Regions from separate parts of the Homo sapiens genome. Here region 2 is linked to region 1. Evidence: read pairs that join two places in POLR2A ChIA-PET (ENCODE). Cell type or tissue: PC-9. All regions are shown on one strand. Links, peaks and the distances in the headings refer to the core of each region. The heading gives the core; the rest is flanking DNA. Region 1 overlaps LOC107984215 (a long non-coding RNA gene). Region 2 overlaps ARMC3 (armadillo repeat containing 3).

The links. ChIA-PET counts read pairs that join two places held together with the same protein. Peaks named below come from ENCODE experiments on the same cell type or tissue, not always from the same donor. Only the 100,000 strongest peaks of a DNase experiment are listed, where the experiment ranks them.
Region 2: POLR2A ChIA-PET joins it to region 1 with 7 read pairs; 4 of 35 experiments call an interaction of 5 or more read pairs at or near these places.

The regions. Positions count from the first base shown.
Region 1 is chr10:23,051,741-23,054,660 of GRCh38, forward strand. All of the region lies in intron 2 of LOC107984215 (a long non-coding RNA gene), which reads right to left. Among named protein-coding and RNA genes, the nearest start is that of MSRB2, 42 kb to the right of the region's middle. RefSeq lists an enhancer at 409-909. In PC-9, for the core only: no CTCF peak of the experiment used is centred there; DNase peaks (open chromatin) are centred at 281 and 1,471; H3K27ac peaks cover 963 bases.
Region 2 is chr10:22,995,952-22,998,871 of GRCh38, forward strand. It overlaps ARMC3 (armadillo repeat containing 3), which reads left to right. Exons shown (of 19, transcript NM_173081.5): 11 at 2,197-2,446. The region is part of intron 2 of LOC107984215 (a long non-coding RNA gene); the gene reads right to left. It also overlaps the pseudogene RNA5SP304. Among named protein-coding and RNA genes, the nearest start is that of ARMC3, 69 kb to the left of the region's middle. In PC-9, for the core only: no CTCF peak of the experiment used is centred there; no DNase peak of the experiment used is centred there.

The DNA.
Region 1 (2,920 bases), core at 179-2,678:
GTGCTTTGTAAGAGTGAGCCAAGATGAGGACAGGTATGTCCTCTGATGGGGTTCAGAAAGTGCTACTCCAAAACATGGCACCTTAGAATATTGAATATTTTAAGCCAAAGGAATTTGAGAAAGTGGCAGAAGCAGACAGGTCTCTCTCGCCTTCCCTTGAAGCAGGTCATGAGACCTTCATGTGCTCTCCCTCTGTTAGAGACATTTGAACCAGAGCGACTCCTCTTGAATAGGGGCTGGGTAATATGAGGCTGAGACCTACTGGGCTGCATTCCCAGGAGTTTAGGTATTCTTAGTCACAGGAGGAGACAGGAGGTCAACACAAGATACAGGTCACAAAGTCCCTGCTGATAAAATAGGATGTGGTTAAGAAGCCGGCCAAACCCAACATAAACAAGATGGCGACAAAATAAACCCCTGGTCACTTTCACTGCTCATTATATACTACTTATAATATATTAGCATGCTAAAAGACACTCCCACCAGTGCCTTGAGTGTTTACAAATGCCATGGCAATGTCCAGAAGTTACGCTATATGGTCCAAAAAGAAGAGGAATTCTCAGTTACAGGAACTCCCCACCTCTTTCCCAGAAAACTCATGAATAATCCACCCCTTGTTTAACATCAAATGAGGAAATAATCATAAAAATAACCAACTAGCAGCCCTCAGGGCTGGTCTTCTAAGGAGTAGCCATTTGTTTTCTTTACTTTCTTAATTAAGTCGCTTTCACTTTACTGTGTGGACTTGCCCCGAATTCTTTCTTGCGTGAGATCCAAGAAACCTCTTTTGGGGTCTGGATCAGGATCCCTTTCTGGTAACACCTCTATCCAGAGGAAAGCAGAATCCTTATTTCTGAAGACAGAGGGATGCTGAGAAGAATTTGAATGAACAGGTCTTGCCAAGTTTCCTCCAGTTGGCTACTTTTGTTCATACACCTTTGCCCTATCCCATTTTTCCACGACTTTCCACTCTTCACCAAATCAAGCATAAAAACACTCAGGTTTAACCATTTCTTTGAGTCTTCATTTTCTCATGAAGCTTCCCGTGTCTTATAAAACTCAGATTAAGTAAATTAATATGACTTCCTCTTGTTAATCTATCTTTTGACAGCCTAATGTTCAGGGCCTCATCCAATGAACATAAAATGGTTAGAAGAGAAAGATTTTTTTCCCCTCCCATCCACCTCCCATTTTTGCATGTAAAAACAAGAGTAGGAAAATCTGCCCAAATGGTTTCTGACAGCCCTAGGAGTATGATAAAAGGCTTCTTTTTTCTTAAAAGAAAAATCATATTTAATCACTCAGTGGCAGGAGTGGGACTTTCTGTTGTGAAACATCCAGAGACTCCCGCTTCCCTTTCTCCCAGAGAGAAAGAGCAGAGCTCAAGACTAGAGCCCTGGAAATTCAAGGGTGAGGGAGGGGCTCAGAAGAGCCATTGTTTCCTGATCTTGAGTGCTCCAGGCAACAGCTGGGCTTTCTAGGAATTCCAGTATTGCTGAGTGGGGAGGGTGTGTAGAAGGAAGGCTGCTCTTCAAGTTTGAACTTAAGATTCAAAATGTGCTGAGTCACAAGGTTCCACCCCTGGCAAACCCTGTGATGGGCAAAGCTGATTTTCCAACTCACCTTCCAGCCTTTTCTCCCAGTCCCCTGCATCCTCCTGCCACACACCTCCTCAGGCTTATCAGAGCCTGCTCTCTGGGGTCCCTCAATTCCAAAACCTTCATTCTAGAAGGATGAACTCCACCACATGACTGTAAAAGACCTTCTAGGAGAATCTGCATCATGAAAGCATAAAAAACTTGAAGCCAAATGACTGACTCTTTCATTGTGGAATTCATGTATGGGTGAACAAATAGAATGTATATTTTGTTTAATAGATACTTGCTTATTATGGACAATATGGAAGATACAGCAAGAAAGAAAAATATTTTTCTATCAACCACAGAGTACGTGTTTTGATCTATTTGTTTCCAGTCTATTCATCAGGACCTTTTTTTTTTTTTTTAAACTTAATGGCCTACTGAATATGCAGATTGTGTTCCTGTCTGGAGTATAGAACACAGGCATTTATTGAGGAAAGGCATGATGGGAGAGGGGCTGGGGACACCCCTGTGCTCAGAAGTCACACTATCCTCAGCAGCTACCATTCCCAGGTCCCTAGTGTTGTCATTTGTTCAAAGGAAAGCTGAGCAGTAAGAACCAAACTGGGGAGTTGCATTTTGGACCTTCTTCTTTCTCCTGTGCTTTGAGTCACTGGTGCTTTCTCAAAGGCCTGAGCTTTGTGGAATAGCAGCCACAAACCATGAAAAGTTGGGTGATAGGATATTGATGAGAAATCACCTGACACCAAATAGTTTCATAAATCAAGGTTCTGGAAGCTGGTCCCACAGTCAAGAGCAGCTGTAAGGAATGCACTGCAGCCCTGCCAGGTGAACATGGGGAGCAGAGGCAGCTCTTCTGACACCTTGCGGAGAATGGAAGTTTCCTTTGTGGGGAGGAGACACCCCCAGATGCACCATGCTCTGGCCAGTACAACTCTGCAGAAGGCAGGTGGCTGCCCGTACAGGGTTGGGCAGCTCAGGATGAGGTTCCAGCTAAAATGGGGCTCACTCCTGCTGACAACCAGCTAGCTCCATGCCTGATACCTCTCGACCTTCTTCAGAATGGAGAGCTTTAACAATAATTGACACTTTAGGACTATCGCAGTAATACAGCCTCATTGTAGAGTCAAATGTAGACAAGTATTTAAAGAAGCAACTAACGATCACTCATAGTCCCATGACCAGAGGTAACGAAATACTGTTAACATTTTGTCCCCTTATAGGCTTAAAAAAAACAAAAAGAAAAGAGATGTACCCATAGTTCTGTTACAGGAAGGGGGTCCAGATCCAGACCCCAAGAGAGGGTTCTTGGATCTCAA
Region 2 (2,920 bases), core at 110-2,609, 56 kb before region 1:
AAAAGTGAACATTCTCGAGGGAAAACCACCAAGTGACAAAGGAATCATGCATTTTGGCCAAGCATATTTATAATGATTAACAAATACAAGGTATTTGGTTTAAGGGGCTGATTGCATTAAATACCTCAAAAATAAGTCAAAGGAAAAAACTAATTTTTAAGGAGGTTAAGTATATATTATTAATTAGAAAATATGTATAATTTAACATTTTTGCTGGCAGTTGTAAAAGGTATTCAGTATTTCCATTGCAAAAATATGAGATGTTTCTGATAAACTAATATATTAGAACCTCCAACTTCTCCCTCTTTCATAAAACCTAATGAACGCCATGCCAATTAATAATAGGAGAGAAGATGAAAAGTGAAATTATCTTAAGAATGCTTATTTTATCCCCTAGGAAAGGAAATTAAATGCTGACCCTCGGGCTATTATAGTGAGTGATATAGGGCCTTTGGATATTTTTGTAGAGGTCAATTTTGGTTACATGTCATCTAACCAAATTTTAATTTTAAGGGACGTCATCCTAGAGAAAGAATGGGAGATACCACAGAAGGGTTAAATGTACAAGGACTGGAGAATGAGTAGAAACGAAGCAAGGCTCTGCCTTTGTGGGATGTGGTGTGTTTGATGGACTGGTTTATATAAGCCAGGGTGGGAGGTGGTCCTGCGAGGGTGACACCAACTGAGCCCTTCATTCTCCAGAGCTGCTGTCCCTCTTCATTACGTTCCTGCCCAGTCACTGTGGTTCAGTTTCTTTCAGAGCTGGTGCCCCAGTCACAGCCTGCTTACACCTATGGCTACCAGTCTCTTTATGGAGATTTCATTTACCTCCTCTCTGATGGATAATTGTCATAACTTCTTTTCTTGAGGTTGTGAGTCCTCCTTCACAATAAGCAAATTGAAGTGACAGTACCAAATTAAATTTAATTCATCACCATACAGGATGATGGGCTGAATCATATAGCTTCAGTTGTTTTTTTTTTTAATTTTGGTTATTATTATATAGTCCTAAATGAAAAAATGTGTCAAAAACTTAGATGTTCATATTATTGACATCTCAAGTATTTTTCTTGTCTTGACTTCTATTACTATGATGATTTAAATGGATTTTGAAAACAGAATTTTGGGTCTCCCTTTAAAATCAGGATGCTCTCTTTATCTTATTGCTTGGAACATCTCCTATTTATAGCAATTCCAAACATTGAAGAACATAACTAAAGTATCTTCCACTCATTAAAATGCTCTAATTTTTATTTTTACTACCTATGAGCTTTAAACTGATTTAAAAATAAGGACAGCTGGTGTCTGGAGCCCTTCCACCCTGGCTTCATCTTGGAAGCTAAGCAGGGTGGGGACTGGCTAGAACTTGGATGGGAGACTGCCCGGGAAAACCGGGTGCTCAAAAACAAGGACTATTCTGTGCTCTTAAAAGAAGATTTAGGCTATCTAATTGTGAAAAAATGTTAGTATATTAATGGTAACTGTAGTCTTTTACTAGAGACAGGAAATTTAATAACTGAATATGCCTACATTACTAAAATTATCTATTTATATACATATCATGACTTTGATCTTTAATGTTTAATTTGTAAAAGCAGTATTCACATGCAGAATGATTTGCTGCTTTCAAACCTGTTCATCTTTGCCTACAATTAACAACCTAATTTGAAGAAGAGGAAGACAGGCTAATGAATTTTAACTTAAATCAGGAGTTCCCATGCTCACTCATTCCTACTATTTAAGGCTTTTGTTTTCTTAATAGCTAGGAATATTTTATCTTCAAGAAAACTTTCTAAGAATTTTATGGTTCATGTATGAAATCACACAAGAGTTTCTTTAAATAGAATTTCCTGGTCTTACAAGTAAATAAAAATAATAATAATAATGGTTGTACCTTTTTTTTAAGAAGTAGTAGTCGTCTATTTCTGAGGTTTCTAAAAAGTAGTAATGATATATTTTTCTATAACCAAAAGCTGTACAAGTAGAAAAAGAATTATTTAAATTCATTCATAGCTCAAAATTTCCCAGACTCCATTTAAATCACTAGCACTCAATTCTGGGTTCATTGCATGGCAAATTAATTTATTTCTAAAATCGTATTTCTGTACTCATTTGTTTTAGCAGCTTAGTTGCATGCTCCAAAGATAATTTTTTGAATTCAGATGAATCACATTCATTTCTCTTTCATTTACTCAGCGCTGCTGCTGAAGCTGATGGTATTGATCCATTAATAAACCTCCTGTCTAGTAAACGAGATGGAGCCATTGCCAACGCTGCTACAGTATTAACAAACATGGCCATGCAGGAGCCCCTGCGCCTGAACATACAGAATCACGACATCATGCATGCCATCATCAGCCCACTGCGTTCTGCAAACACAGTCGTGCAGAGCAAAGCTGCTCTCGCTGTCACCGCAACTGCGTGTGACGTTGAAGCCCGGACTGAGGTGAGAATTTTAATAACATGTGTTCTCTCATTTTTCTGGTTAGTACCTACTGGTGGATTCATTGGAAACATTTTTAAGTGATTGAACCTACCTGTCATTTAAGTCCTTCAAAACCGGTAAAACAGTGGAAAACGAATTGGCATTGTCTTGTCTTGTTTGTTTAATTAGCAAAGAAGGTGAGCATGCCCTATAAACCCAGCAATTCTGTTTCTAAGTATATACCTAAGAGAATCTGTTGCCTCTGTGTACCAGGAAGCATTGTTTATAATATCTAAACAAATAATATCTAAAACAAACAAATTGTCCAATTGTTAAGAAAATAGATAATGCATCGTGCTGTAGCCATAAAATAGAATCTCATGTCAGTGAAAATGAATGAGCTACAGCCCCACATGTCAACAGCGATGAGTTCACAAGCATTATGCCAAGCAAAAACACGTTGTAGAAAAATACATACTTATGATTCCATTTATG